Linked DNA regions of Mus musculus: region 1 is linked to region 2. Evidence: chromatin contacts called from ENCODE Hi-C data. All regions are on one chromosome and are shown on one strand. The core of a region is the stretch at or near the end of the contact, and the rest is flanking DNA. Distances in the headings are between cores, read along the strand shown.

Region 1 (6,998 bases), core at 839-3,338, 280 kb after region 2:
CCCTGCATGACTGGTATGGGAAGGAGATCATGGAGCTGAGGCGAGGGTGGCAGCAAAGGGCAAAAGGAAGCCAGACAGAGAACAAGTCACAGAATAGGCCCTGAGCCAGAGCCCTTTAAGCTATGGCCCTGTCCTGCTGGTCAGGATGCCGGGGTCAGAACGTCAGGGGTTAAATATTTACTCATTTACCAGGTTGCTCTGTGTGTGTGTGTGTGTGTTCCCCTGCTCTGTAGACTTTCTCTAGCTTCCAGATCCTCCCCTCTCGCTGGCATGAACTGAAGAATCATGGCTCCCTACTTATTTTCTGAGGTCTAGAAAGGCCAGGTGGTTGATGGGAAGATAATATAATTCAGGAAGTGGGGCTCTGCTCTCTAGCCATAAAGTCCAACACAAGAAGTCTTGGGCATCTCCATGCCAGAGGTGACAGGAAGTGGCTTGAAGACTGACATCGTTGTAGCTTGGGCAGGGCTCTCTGTAGGAGAAGGTCTTTAGGTGCTAAAGAGGGATTTGTTCTCTCTCCCGCTGCTGCCCTGTCCATGTATAGTGCTGGACATTGCCCGCAGGGAGGCAGGCAGCCTTTTATATAGAAGACCTGACCTGTCGTCATGGCAACTTGTAGGGACTCTTGTTACCTAGCCCGCTTGTTCCTAAGGCTTGTCTGCTGAGGGCTCTCATAGCTACTCTGTCCCGTGTCATTCCAAGTATCTTTTTCTTTAGCTCTAAGGTCAGATGGCTAGGTCTACAGAGCCAGAAACCAGGCCCGTCTGTCCCCTTTATATAGATGTAGTGACAGTGGCTGTGGCTCAATAGAGATGTATACCGTTCCCAAACAAAATTGGACTCTTCCTGACCTCCCTCCTTTCCCTATCTGGGGCCTTGGGCCAGCCTGACCCAAATCCAACAAGGCCTAAAGGCTGGATTTTGCCTCCAGGAGACTGAGTTCCATGGTTCCTCTGGTCAGGGCTATGTTTCTCAAGCCTGCTTGTAACCTCATAGCCAGCTGCCCTCACTGTACACACAGGTACCTTTGCTAAGTTTCTTGTCACAGTAGTTAGTGTTTGCTCTTTTAATAGTTTTGGTTTTTGGAGACCAAGTCTTTGTAGCCCACGCAGGTCTGGAACTCCTTAGCATGGCAATCTGCTGGGATTATAGATAGGAGTGCCACACCTCACTTGGTTTTGGTGTTTGTTTTGCAGCAGGACCTGGTGGAAGGCCTGTTAGCCTCCCCTCCCCCCTTCCCTTTATAACCAGAACGGTAAAGTTCCCCGGTTGGTAGCAAAGAGGTGGAGGAGGATCAGGAGTTCAAAAGCATCCTTGACAACACCGCGAGTTTTTTGGCTAGATTGGGCTATGTGTGAGACCCTCTCAGAAAGTTAATTTTGGTTATTACAATCAACGTGTTTACAAATGAAGAATCAGGAGCCTGAGTTGCAAAGCTGGTGTCTGAGGCTAACAATTGAGTCCAAGAACCTGGCTTGGTGGTATGACCTCCATCAGGCCAATCCGTCTATTTGTTTGTTCCCTAGATCTGTAGGGGAAGCCCGCTGTCCACTGCACCCATTGTACCAATGTCCACAGAAACCATGAGCTATTTATTGTTAACTTGATTTTTTTCGCCGCACTACGTAGCTCCGGCTGTCCTGGAACTTACTGGATTTGAACTCACAGAGATCCTCCTGCCTCTGCATCCCAAGTAGTGTAAGATTAAAGGTGTGCGCCACTTCGCCCAGCTTTTTGTTAACTTTTTGTTACCTTAAAAAAAAAAAAAAAATATATATATATATATATATATATATATATATAAATTCAGATACCAAGTAGAGTTTTTCATTACACATTCTGGTTCCTTAATTCAAGTCTTCCCGAGGTGAGGGGCGGGAACACCTACAAAGGGAGCCCTGGCGGCCCCGCCCTCTGGAGTCCGGGAGGGGCGTCCTTCTCCTGACGTCACTACGTCGTCCGGGCGCCGAGGACTTTCCCACCGGCATACGAATGCGTGCTCTGCGCAGGCGGGAGGGCGGTGCTTCCCGTGTGTGTCACGAGTCTCGCGAGTTTTGGAGAAAGTTTCTGCCAGAGGCCGCCTTGGATGCGTGGGGTGTGGCTCCCGGCGAGGGGCGGAGCTGGAGATGGCGTCCACGGCGGCTCGGCGGCTGGCCTGGGTTGCAGTTCGACCCGGGGCTCTCTGGAGCGGGCCGAGGGGGAGGAGAGGTGGCGATGTCTACACCGTACCGGGCAGCTCAGGTCTCAGCCAGGTACCGTCGAGGTCAGTCATCGTCACTCGCAGCGGCGCCATTTTGCCCAAGCCGGTGAAAGTGAGTGTCTGTCTTGAGGCGGGACGAAGGGATTGAGGCCGGTGATTGGGGGAGTGCATGTGACCTGTCCTGATTGACAGGCGCAGAGGCCAATCATAGTATTGGCATAGACTGGGGACCGGACATAGGACTCAATTTGTGCAGCTGGGTTTTGCTGACTTTGACAGGTGGAGGAAAATGTTTCCATAAAACTCACTGTTAAGCTGGGTTCCTGGACACAGAAGCTGGAAGGCAGCAGCGAAATGTGCAATTTCTTATCTTGAGGGACATAATGACCTATTTCTTCAGGGTCAGAAGAAAGGCTTTGTGTCGATTTATACAAGTCATGCAATCTCTGCCTCAAAGGTGATGGGATAAAACAATCCTGAGAGCTGGAGAGATGGCTCAGAGCTTAGGAACTCTGCTCTTCCAGAGGACCCAGGTTTAACTCCCATCACCACAGGACAGCTACAACTATCAGTAACTTCAAGATCTGACATCTTCGCATAGTCATACACGAGGAGGCAAAATACCAATGCACATAGAATAAATTACTGAAAGAGTGGGAAGGGAATGCGGAAGTAATATACTTAGTAAAAAGGAAATGAAGGAGAACGGATAGGGGGATGTGGGAGCAGGACCTTCTGTGCTGAGGAATGTGTAGGTTTTACAGATGAAGTCAGGGCAGAGCCCTGAAGCCAGCATCCAAAGCTAGGAGTTAGGTCTTGACAACCAGAGACCACATCCTGGTTTTTCCATACTTGAACTCTTGTCACTTGCCCTCGGTACCCCAAAGGAAAAATGGGAAGTCTCTTATACCAAAGGTGTGCTTTTTGACGGCATGGCCGTATGGAGTCGAAGGGAAAACAAAAGTCTTTAGAGCAAGCCTGAGCGGTAGCAGTTGACCCCAGTCAGGGTTCCAGCGAGAAGCAAAAATGTGCAGCTGCTGTATAAAAAGTCACAGCTAGGGGAAGCAGGAAGCTAATACCGGTGAAATCTCATTGGCATTCCTTCCGTCCATGTTGCCTTTGCGAGCTTTTAACATTAATTGTGAAGCAAGGTTGCTCAGCAGCAGGAGCCAGCTAAAAGAGAAGGAGGTGAGAGGCCCCATCAGTGCACACACCTCCTCCTAACTCGAGTTTTATTTATGTGTATGCATGTTTTGCCTGCATGTATGTCTGTGTAGCACTTAAGTGCCACATGCCCACAAATGCTAGAAGAGACTGTGCCATATTGGAGCTGGAGTTACTTGCGTGTGAGAGGCCACGTGGGTGCTGAGAACCAGGTCCTGTAGAAGTGCTGTCAGTGCTCCTCACCACTGGGCCATCCCTCCAGCCCCGGAACTCACTTTTGGGTGGAGAGAGCTGGTTAGAGCCCAGCCAGCCTAGTGTTCTCACCTAACTTTGTATGGTTCTTGCAAGGAATTAGGTTTGGCCCCTAATTTTGAGTTGCTTAGTTTCCTAAATTTAGTTTAGCTTTATGTTTTTCTTTCTGATATCCATTTTGGTGGCCATAAAACTCACTTTGTCTCTTCGTTGCTCTGAGTTTCTTCAAAGACTTTAAAAATCGAGTGGTGTGGGGATCAGTAGTCCATTGGAGGCTTGGGCGCAGCCACTGGTCTCCCGGAGTGCACCCATTCTTCTCTCTGCAGATGTCCTTTGGTCTTCTCCGAGTGTTCTCCATTGTGATCCCCTTTCTCTATGTCGGGACACTCATCAGCAAGAACTTCGCTGCTCTGCTTGAGGAACATGACATTTTTGTCCCAGAGGATGACGACGACGACGATTAACAGGTAATCCTTGCCCTTCTTGTAAATGGGCAGAAGCAGCAGGCGGATGATCTGCTCTGTGGTGCTCTGGCCTGCGGCACCATCTGAACCCTCAGGGCAGGAGCAGCAGTGGGTTCACCACTCGAGACTTACTCTCTCTCATGTTGGATGACTTACACTCCCACTAGGTTAAGGTCCTCAGTGGCCTTCTCATTGTCCTTGATGGACTTCAGTCAACTGACATTCTCTTAATGTGCTTTTTATTTCATGAAGTCATGCAATCTCTGCCTCAGAGATGGAGGGATAAAACAGCAAATGATGGAGGAGAGGAAAGGGAATGCAGAAGATACCAGTAAGGAGATGGGCAAAGGGTGATCCAGGAAGGCATACCACAGGAACTCTCACTTCCTACTTTACATTGTTAAAGCTGCTTTGTATGGTTTCTCCTCCTCCCCCGCTGTTTCTTGAGTTACCCACATCCTTACCCATCTCCAAGTATTGGCCCATCCTCCTTCCACCGTGTAATCCTGTCATCTTCCTTTACCCTATTTGGAAGTGACTGCTGCTAAAGCCTGGTGTGGGATCTTGAGCTTTTGTGATCCCAGCACTGCAGAAGTAGAGGCACAGCTCAGGGGTTAACAGGAGAACTTATCTCAGAAAACAGAAATGCCCCAGGCCTGGTGGCACACAGCAGTAATCCCAGCACCGGGGAGGTGGAGGCAGGAACACCAGAACTTCAAGATCCTCCTTGGCTACAGTGGGCTTGAGACTACTCTGGGCTGTGCGAGGCTGTCTTACAAGTGACTGATGCACGCCTTTCTTACAGGGCACAGGGAGCACAGGAGAAAGCACTGATGATGTGGTGGCATGCTCAGCTCCCTCCCGTCGGCAGAAGGGTCAAGGAAAGCCCTCAGCCTCACCTCCTCATGGTTTGTGACAAGAGCCCAGAGTCCTGTGCTTTGGGAGGCTCCCTCACGGCTGTCCACAGAGTACTGGAAATAACAAGCAAGCAAATTAGGAGTGTATAATAAATGAGTCATGTATGATGAGAGGTCGTCCCCATTTCTCACTCCCAGCAGGCTTGGTTGCACTTTATTGTCTCTTCCGTGTCCAAGAAGCACCTGGTGTAGAGCCAGGACATCCAGGCTATTGTACAACCACAGAGGCAATTGAGGAGGACTGAGATCTTTCCTTTAAAATGATTAACTATGTATCTGTTTTCAGGTGCTCTAGGAGGCAGCATTCCCCCTAAAGCTGGAGTTAAAGGTTATTATGAATCCCTTGATGTGGGTGCTGGGAACTAACTCTGGTCCTCTGCAAGAGCAGCAAGTGCCCTTAACCACTGAGCCATCTTTCCACACACACCCTCCTCTGACTTGAAATTTTTCTACTTTCCATAAGTTCAGGAGAAACTTGCTTCAAAGCCACTTAGGCCTGGAAGGGTTGCCATGTGCTGAACATGCAAAGCTTTGTTAACTGCTTAGCAGAATATTTGATAACACTTGGGCCCCTGGGGGGGGGGGCGGGGAGGATCCCTGGTGCTGTGGGGTCATTCAGTAATTAAACCCCAATACTGTGAGTGCCTTTCTTCAGCATTCAGGACTGTCCAGGGAAGAAGGTCGAAACAAGAACATCGGTAGTTCAAGGTCATCCCTGGCTACACAGGGAGCAGGCAGGCTATCCTTGGCTACATGAGATCCTGTTTGAACAAGAAAGTGCATTAGTAGTAGGACCAGTGTGTTGTGTTTGCACTGACTAGTGTGCTCTGCAGTGAGGAGGCAGCTAAGCTCATTTGCAGACCAGTGCTCCTAAGCAGAAGGGCTAGCCTCCGGGCAGTCAGTTCTAGTGCTGTCCCCACAGTGCTGCTCTGTTCCCTCTGATGGAAGAGCCTTGCTGCCAAGTCTTGGAAGCTATATACATAAGTACAGAGACAGTAACAAAGTTACCATTTCACATCCACTGTGGGAGAATCGGATAGAGCCTCCCATCCCTTCCTGCTACCCCATGCAAGGTCTGAGTCAGCTGGCAGCAAACAACATAGATCTCCAGGACAGGGGCATCAACATGGTATGTGTGTACAAGAAGGTTCCACACTCAGGCAAGAAGTAAGAGAGACCACAGGAAAGGGGTTCACCAGTGCAATTTTATCACAACCAACCATCAAATAATGAGTTTATTTATACTCTAGTTAAATATTAACATGCACCTTCCCATCAGGTGACCTCATGGGTCATGGCCCATATAGAACTTAGATAAGAAATCCTTTGGCCTTGGTGTTTCTGTTTCATGGAAAAACCGCATAACGTGTGTCCGCTGCTTCCATACTTTGATGGTTTCCTGGAGCTCCATCTTTCCCTGTGTACATGAAGGAAAAGTAGTCAGTTCCAGCCATTAAATGAGGAACACAGCACACAAGTTCAGTTCTGTGTTGTGTTTGGCATGGACTCGCTAATGACCGTACATTAACCATACCCAGAGCCACACTGCCTTCCTGTGGTTGCAGACAGGTGAGACAGCGTGTGTTCCAGGGTGGCATCCCATAGGAGCTAGCAATTCCTACACTTGACACTGTTATAGCTGCAGCATGTCCCTCCTCCCTCCCCCAGACCTCCCCTTCAGGGCCGAGGCAAGAGGATGTGTGGTTCCAGCCCAGGACTCTATCTCAAAAGTGGAGACATCCAAGTGGGGTATGGTGGTACACACTTTTAATCTTGGCACTTGGCAGGCAGAGGCAGGTGGATCTCAGGGCTAGCCTGGTCTACAGAACAAGTCCCAGGACAGCCAGAACTACATACTGAGACCTTGGCTTTAAAAAGAAAAAAGGGGACCTCCAAGTTGAACTTGGAGACACGGCAGCTGCTGAGTCTAGAGCTGGCTTTAATGGAGGTGGTATTCACTTGAAGACTCAGGGGCTCAGGACAAGCCAGCGGCTCTTTTAA
Region 2 (7,351 bases), core at 3,929-6,428:
CACAAGGCAGAAGTGCAGCTCGGCTCAGCTGGCTTCTCTCACTTCCGGATATGGAACCCCCGGACACAAGCAACCAATGGCTGGAAATGGTGTCGACTCTGCTCCCGGTTCTGAAGAACATCTAAGTTGCCAGGGCAGAGCTGCTGCCTGGAAGCACAGGCGTGAAGTCAGTGAAAGAACCCAGAAGGCCCAACCTGGATCTCAAAGAAGACAAGAAAGGGACAAAAGGGTGGACCTAGGGAAGGCTTCCAGCCCGACCTGTCAGGACCCCTATCCACAGTCTCAGGCATCCTCTGTCTTTCCCTCTCTCCTCTGTCCCCAAGTCTCTCAAGCTGCCCCAGCTGTACCATGCGTACCAGTAGCTCTCAAAACCCTTCACAAATGGCCAGCTCTCAAGAAGAGCAAGCATCTGCTCCTGGAATCGCTCATGAAGAGGAGGATTGCACATCTGAGGTGGGGCCTCCCTCGACGCATCCTGGAGTCGTACTTGCTTTTTCACTTTTTAGAATCTTGCTCCTTGCCGCCGGCTGGAGGGAGGCTGCCTGGATCACGCACGAACCGGGAACGCCAAAGGCATCAGGAACGACATTGTGAGTCTCAGGCATCCCTGTTAGGTCTTGAGTCTCCAGTCGGGACTCAAAGCCGTCCAGTTCTTGAAAAAAAAAGTTCGAAACTTTGTACCCAAGTCCAGGCTGTAGAGAAGCGTAGACCAACCAAGCCTGAGCCAACGGGCAGCTCTATTCCACCTAAGAAACCCAGGAGAATAAGACCACCAGGGGGAGCAAGAGAACCACAGATCCAGGAAGAGGCCCCTAAGGCCAAGATCCCTGCTCCCAAGATTCCTAGGCCAGCGGTAGAGCCTAGGAGCTGGCACAACCCAGGAGGAGTCCCAGAGTTTTCCATTGAGAACAGCAGAAGCAGAGAAATGGTTAGGTCTGGAGTCTCCCATGTAGAAGAGAAGACTTCCAGCAGAGCGAAGGCCTCATCTAGTCCAGGAGGCTGCAACCACCTGAAAAAGGAACGCGTACCAAGGGAAGCCTCCGGGCTCCCCGCAAACAAGTATCTGCACCCCACGGGCGGAAAAAGTGGAAGTGTGAGACCCTCAGAGGACAGAAAACGAGCCAGCTCTGCACATACATCCAGCTTGAAAGGGAGTATCCACTCCGCGGCAGCCAGACTGAGCATGACCGTCTGGAGCAAGATGGCTTGGTCGACACAGCTGGCTAAGCCCCAGCACTCAACCCCCTTTCTCACCCCGAGGAATCCTACCCCACTTAACAAAGTGGGGGCTCCACATACAGACGTGAACTGCAGCCGATTCCCCACTGCTTTAGAGAAGGACCTGGGGCCACCAGGAGTAACTGTTTCTAGGATAGAGAGCTACCAGGAACATGAGACCCCTGGAAACTCAATGGGGACACCCCACAATCCAGCCATCTCACAAAAGTTTGGTTTTATGAGGCACTTGAGATATTTTCTCAGACAGTATGGCCTTAAAAAGTAGGCCACAGGCTCAGAGTCCTTAGGACACGTCAGAGAAGGCATGCGACGGACCTGCTTAGTCTCAGAGCCTCTAATAAAATTGGTTATTTGGATCCTGCAGGATTGCAGATTCCTTTGGTATGTTGTCTGATTGTTCTCTTTTGGGATTTGTGTCCTCTGTGGACAGCATAGCCACTTCTACACTGTAGTTTTGAAGGTTAACAGAATGTAGGGCGATCCAATCTCATCTACAACCAACCCTTACCTTCTCAGCCCCTTTCCCAGGCTCCCAACTCCTCTTGATAGATCACACTGCAGTTTGTTTTTTTTTTTTCCCATGCCTTTGTCTTGCGTGATTCCCAAACTAATCCTGATTGAACTAGGATACTCAGCTCCAGTTGTTTGGAGGGTTGGTTAGTGCTCTTCATGACACACTGTTTTAGAGTTTTACTGCTGGGAACAGACACCATGGCCAATGCAAATCTTATAAAGGACAACATTTAATTGGGGCTGGCTTACAGGTTCAGAGGTCCAGTCCATTATCATCAAGGTGGGAGCATGGCAGCATCCAGGCAGGCATGGTGCAGGAGGAGCTGAGAGTTCTACATCTTCATCTGAAGGCTGCTAGCAGAATACTGACTTCCAAGCAGCTGGGATGAGGGTCTTGAAGCCCACATCCACAGTGACACACCTACTCTAACAGGGCCACACCTTCTAATAGTGCCACTCCCTGGAGTGAGTTTATACACACCATCACATATACTATTATCCAGTCTCATTATTACAAAAAGGGAGGTTTTCAAAGGCTGAGAAACCATTGAGCAAGAGGAGACATAAAGATTGTAAGACCAAAAATTGAGGAGGACCAGAGAGAAAGGTGTTTTTCTGGACCCAACAGGATACTATACTCATAGACTCATAGCAGCTGTGGTTGCTTGTACAAGAGCTGTGCAAGATCAAGCCAGTCTACATTCTAGCATGGGATGGGAAGGCATTCCTGGATCCCTCTGTTCCTGAAGGGCTGTGGGTACTTGATGACTTCCATGGGAGGGGGCGAGTCAGTTTTCTTTAAGGTGTAGCTCCTGATAGGTCAGGCATTCTCTAGTGGATGTCCCCATACCATATATGGGCAGTATCAACTGGAATCAAGGATTTATTTAAAAGCAATAAATAAGTAATTAATTAATTAATTAAATTAAAAAAAATCACAGAGCCAGGAATGGTGGTGCATGTCTTTAATTTCAGCAGTGGGTACCCAGAGGCAAGTAGATCTTTGTGAGTTCGAGGCCAGCATAGTCTATATCAGGCAGCTCACAGCTGTCAGTAACTAGTTCTGGGGCACTTGATGCCTCTTCTGACCTCTATGGACTCCTATAAGCACATGGTACTACAGTAGAGAGTAAGAAAGGACCAATCCTGAGTGACTTGATGATTTATTGAGTGATTTAGTTAAAGCAGTTGCTTGTGCTGCCTGTTAGCTAAGCAAGACCTCACTTGCTACCTGGGACAGAATGACCTGTAGGAGTAGCTGAAACAGATCTCTGAGTTCCAGGCCAGCCTGACTTACATAGTGAATGCTAGGCCAGCCAGGACTACATAGTGAGACCCTGTCTTTGGAAAGTGGGGAAAGCAAGGGGTGTTCAGTTTTGGAGTTTTGCTGCCCATAAACCAACTTCATGGAAAATCCAATCCACACTGCCTCAGTTCTATAATATCACCCACCACAATTTGTTGTATTAGCTCACTATGGGCGCATTCTGGAGCTAATTAAGTGTTAATCTTCAGAGGAAATCTTATGGCGCTTCTGCCTTGTGAGTGCTAAGCGAGTGCTGTACCGCTGAGCTATCTTTAGCCTCTACTCGCTTGATTCCTTATAAAAGCCATATGTGTTGACCAAAGGTCACATAGAAAATGTAATTTCAGCTATTTGGGAGGTAGAGTCGTGAGGCTCAAGAATTCAAGGCCATTCTCAAGTGCACCGAGTCCTCTACCTGTGGGGCAAGTGGACAGCGCCACCAGACAGAAGAACTGGTAAGGATGAGTGAGCCCAAACCCCACAAATCTTGGAATTGAGAGCCAGAAGGATGAGGCCACTCATTGCCTGCTCTCTGCTCTGGAACAAGTAACCAAGACAGCCTATTGAATCCATGGCCATTAGTCTCTTAGCATAAAAACCTGGAGTGCTCCAAGCTTATAAGTCACCTGGATAGGTCCCTTCCTGGGCATTCCTTCCCAGAAAAGGGGTTTAATCCCTGGTTCACCTTGAATAGGGTGAACGCGTTCACATCCACCATTAAGGCAGTTTGAGCAAGGATGAAACAAACCATCTCTTCGTCAGGGATTGCTGTGGAAGGGAGGCCTTGTCATAAAGAGCCGAAATCTCCTGGAGATGGCCTTCTCTCTCCCAGCTCCTCCCAACTCTCCCTGAACTCACTTGGGGCCAAACCGAGTTCCACCCCGGACCTGGGCTCTGCCTTCCAGTTCCTGCCTGGCATGCCCTAAGGGAAGCATGAATAAGGGACCTCCATTCCCATCAGTATCCCAGTGGCGCCTAGGAACACAGGAGACTGGGAACCACAGATATCATCCTCCATCCCGCCGAGGACCGTCGTTACAGACTGCGGTATGCCTCCCCCGAGCAGGCATGCTGGCCATGTGCCAGGCACCCCAACAGGAAGGCAAGATGCACCCCAGTTTATCTGATAAAACCAAAAAACTCCCAAAATCCCGTCACCCAGTTAAGTTTTAATATGTGTTCTGTTTGTTTTTTCCACCATCGCCTGCAGAATGTTCCTATAATAACGCATCTCTCTACCTCTACACTGTGGTAAGCGTGTAAAACAGTTTCCAGTGATCTCTACCTTCTGGTGTTGGTGCCTGGTGTAACACGCCGGCTCCTTGAATGTGATTTGGGCACTATTGACTCCCAACAGTTGGGGTACAGTGGAAATGATGGAGCAGTCCTGTCTCAGTCTTGGGAGAATCAGGAATTTAAGTCATCCTCAGCGGCATATCTTGTTTGAGACCAGCCTGAACTACATCAGAATCTACCCCCCCCCTTTTTTTGAGACAGGGTTTCTCTGTGTAGCCCTGGCTGTCCTGGAACTCACTCTGTAGACCAGGCTGGCCTCAAACTCAGCCTCTTCCTCCCAAGTGCTGGGATTAAAGGCATGTGCCACCACGCCTAGCTAGAACCTAACTCAAAATAAACAGAAGGGAGAGATGGCTCAGAGGTTTGTTCTTGCAGAGGATTTGGTTTTAGTTCCCAGCACCCAAATGGTGACTCTAAGCCTCCCCAACGCTAGCTCCAGGGGATCTGACTCCCTCTTCTGACCTCTGCAGACACCAGGCACTCACGTGGTGTACATACATACACACAGGTTAACACTCATACATAAAAAATTTAGTGAAAACAAAAAAGCAAATAATAGCAACATTTATTTTTTTTCTTTATCAAATCTGACAACTACTTTATAAACGCTTTGAGCACACATTCCTGATGAGGTCCACGCACAGTCCTTTTGGGTTTAGTTGCACACAATCCACAGTTCTAGCCTCCAACACTTTGCCTTGCAGTGGCTGCTCGCCCGCGCGTCGTCGGGGCGCAGGAGGCTCGCGCTCCTCCACGTGCGCTCGGAGCGCTCTTCCGACTGCGCTTGCGCAGAAGCGGCGCGGGAAAACCTGCGCTGCAGAGCCGGGGAGGCGAGGAGGTGGCTGCGGGGCAGATGACGGCTGCTGACCATCCCGCGTTTGGGAGAGATGAAGAAGCGGCGCTGCTCCTGGAGAGGACCCATCACCGGCACGATCCGCGCTGGCTGCTGCCCGTGTCCCCTCACGTCTGCATGGCCTGCGCGTTGGAACTGCTGCCGGAGCCCGGAGTGTCGGTGCGACCTAAACCCTCCCTCCTCCTCAAGGACCTGGTGTGGCTATTTCCCTCACCCTCCTCAGCAAGCCAGCTTCTCTGAACCAGGCACTCTTTTCCTGAAATGAAGCCCAAACCCGACCCGCTTCCTCAGGCTCGCCCTTCTCCCAGCCGCTGAGGCCATTGCTGTCCCCACCTTCAGTCTCGCCTGAGGCCCTCCGCCCTATCCTCTTCGCCCTACCCTCCTGAGGGCTCTGCCTGTCGCCTGCTGAGTCTCTAGTGAGCCTGTCCCTAGGTGCAGAGTCTGGAGGAGCCCCTGGATACCTCCAGGGCTCAGAGCTGCACACTCCACTCTCTGTTCCCTGCTCCCCACCAACCCTTCTGTTTGCTCTCCTCCATCTCTAGGTATTGAGCCCCAGCTCAGCTCCTCTGCTCCACTCCCTTTTAGCTCTAGTGAGGAAAAAAAAAAAAAAAATGGAGGAGAGACTGTTTTTAATCTTTGTGATGTCGGGAATGACAGGCAGAGGTTCCTGGCAGGCAGAAGTGGGGTGCATGGGAAGTCATTTTTGAAAAACAGAATTCTCTACATTTGCCTTAGCAGAGTTGCTTGTTTGGAGATCTCACTAGATAATCTATCCCAGAGTAGCCTTGGCCTCACAGAGATCCACCTGCCTCCGCCTCCCGAATGCTGGGATTAGAGGCTCACATTACCATGCCTACTGGTCCCTTCTCTCTTATTTATTTATTTATTTATTTATTTATTTATTTTTCGAGACAGGGTTTCTTTGTGTAGCCCTGGCTGTCCTGGAACTCACTCTGTAAACCAGGCCTGCCTCTGCCTCCCAAGTGCTGGGATTAAAGGCTGTGCACCACCACTGCCCGGCCCCCTCTCTCCTTTTGATCTGGTTCTGTCTTGAACATTTTTGCAGAGACTGTACTGGAGACTGACCAGTGTGAGGGTCTATACTGAATGGAAGGCTGTGTGTTCTCTGCCTACGGCTGAGGCTCATGAAGGGTTCCCAAGATCATTTCCCTAGACTGTTGAAGTGGACGGAGCACTAACCTTAGGCCATGCCTGTTTAGAGACCTTGGATTTGAGACCTTGGGGAAGTCTCTGAGCCTGTTTTTCTCATCCATAAAATGGGGATAATTCCTGGTTTTGATTGTGTTGCCAGCTTCTTGGGCTGAAATGTGTTGGTGGCACACACTTCGGAGATAGAGGCAGGGTGATTAATTCAAAGCCAGCCTCAACTACATAGTGAGTTTGAGGCCAGCCTGGGCTACATGAGACAAAAAAAAAAAAAGAAAAAAAAAAAAAGAGTGTCCCTCCTCCAAACGTATAGGTGAAAAAAAAGTGATTTGTAAACACAGTGCTATGTAAATGTAAACTAGAAACGTCAGTTTCTGTATACGTCCGTACAAATGCACGAATCTCCTGGTGTAAACGGTGTCTATCCTCTCCGCACGGAGGATGGCTGGCTCACAGTTTTAAGTGACTGTGGTAGTACTCTTGTGGTTATATTTGGGAGCTACAGTTGTCCGGGTTCAGAGTGAGCCTGCCTTGGTCACTGTTGAAAGTTTCTCTCCATTCACTCAAAGCTGGTGCGCAAGAAACATGTGGTGTTCTGCTTCCAAGATGCCCTGGTGAGGCACACCTCCTTGGTCGCTCAGCTGGTAGCTCAGGACCAGAGAGTCTGCATCCATTTTGTACGCGTGCTTTTCGGTGAGATCCAAAGGGGGAACTGGCGTGAACTGTGCGCGCGCGCGCACGCGCTCGGCGGAGCGTAGGTTTTAACCCGGGAGGACTTGGAAAGATGACTTAGATGTCCTGTATCGTTGTGGCAGTTTACTAACAAGTTGTTTGGTTATAATCATGGCAATATGGGTCCCCTCCCCTTTCTAAGCTACATGAATCATTTTATGGTAACCGTCCTTATCAGCTCTAAGAGGCTAGTGAAAGTGGAAAGGAACAGATGGAAAGTGGGCGATTGCTGTTGTACAGTTGAG

What was found. A loop is a pair of places that touch in the nucleus more often than their neighbours do.
Region 1: a map of gastrocnemius shows a loop between it and region 2 (2.8-fold over the local background). The contact joins the promoter of Smdt1 here to the promoter of Mei1 in region 2. A Hi-C loop is called at or near these places in 1 of 37 maps with a recorded cell type or tissue (gastrocnemius).

What each region holds. Positions count from the first base shown.
Region 1 is chr15:82,343,958-82,350,955 of GRCm38, forward strand. Smdt1 (single-pass membrane protein with aspartate rich tail 1) reads left to right here and starts at 2,089. Exons shown (of 3, transcript NM_026914.1): 1 at 2,089-2,312; 2 at 3,943-4,083; 3 at 4,886-5,105. The coding sequence starts at 2,127. The coding sequence ends at 4,080. Pheta2 (PH domain containing endocytic trafficking adaptor 2) reads left to right here. Exons shown (of 2, transcript NM_177391.4): 2 at 1-1,753. The coding sequence ends at 104. Ndufa6 (NADH:ubiquinone oxidoreductase subunit A6) reads right to left here. Exons shown (of 3, transcript NM_025987.3): 3 at 6,182-6,414. The coding sequence ends at 6,283.
Region 2 is chr15:82,064,939-82,072,289 of GRCm38, forward strand. It overlaps Mei1 (meiotic double-stranded break formation protein 1), which reads left to right and starts at 5,179. Exons shown (of 31, transcript NM_028897.3): 1 at 5,179-5,366; 2 at 6,944-7,067. The coding sequence starts at 5,208. 4930407I10Rik (RIKEN cDNA 4930407I10 gene) reads left to right here. Exons shown (of 2, transcript NM_001166475.1): 2 at 1-1,600. The coding sequence ends at 1,504.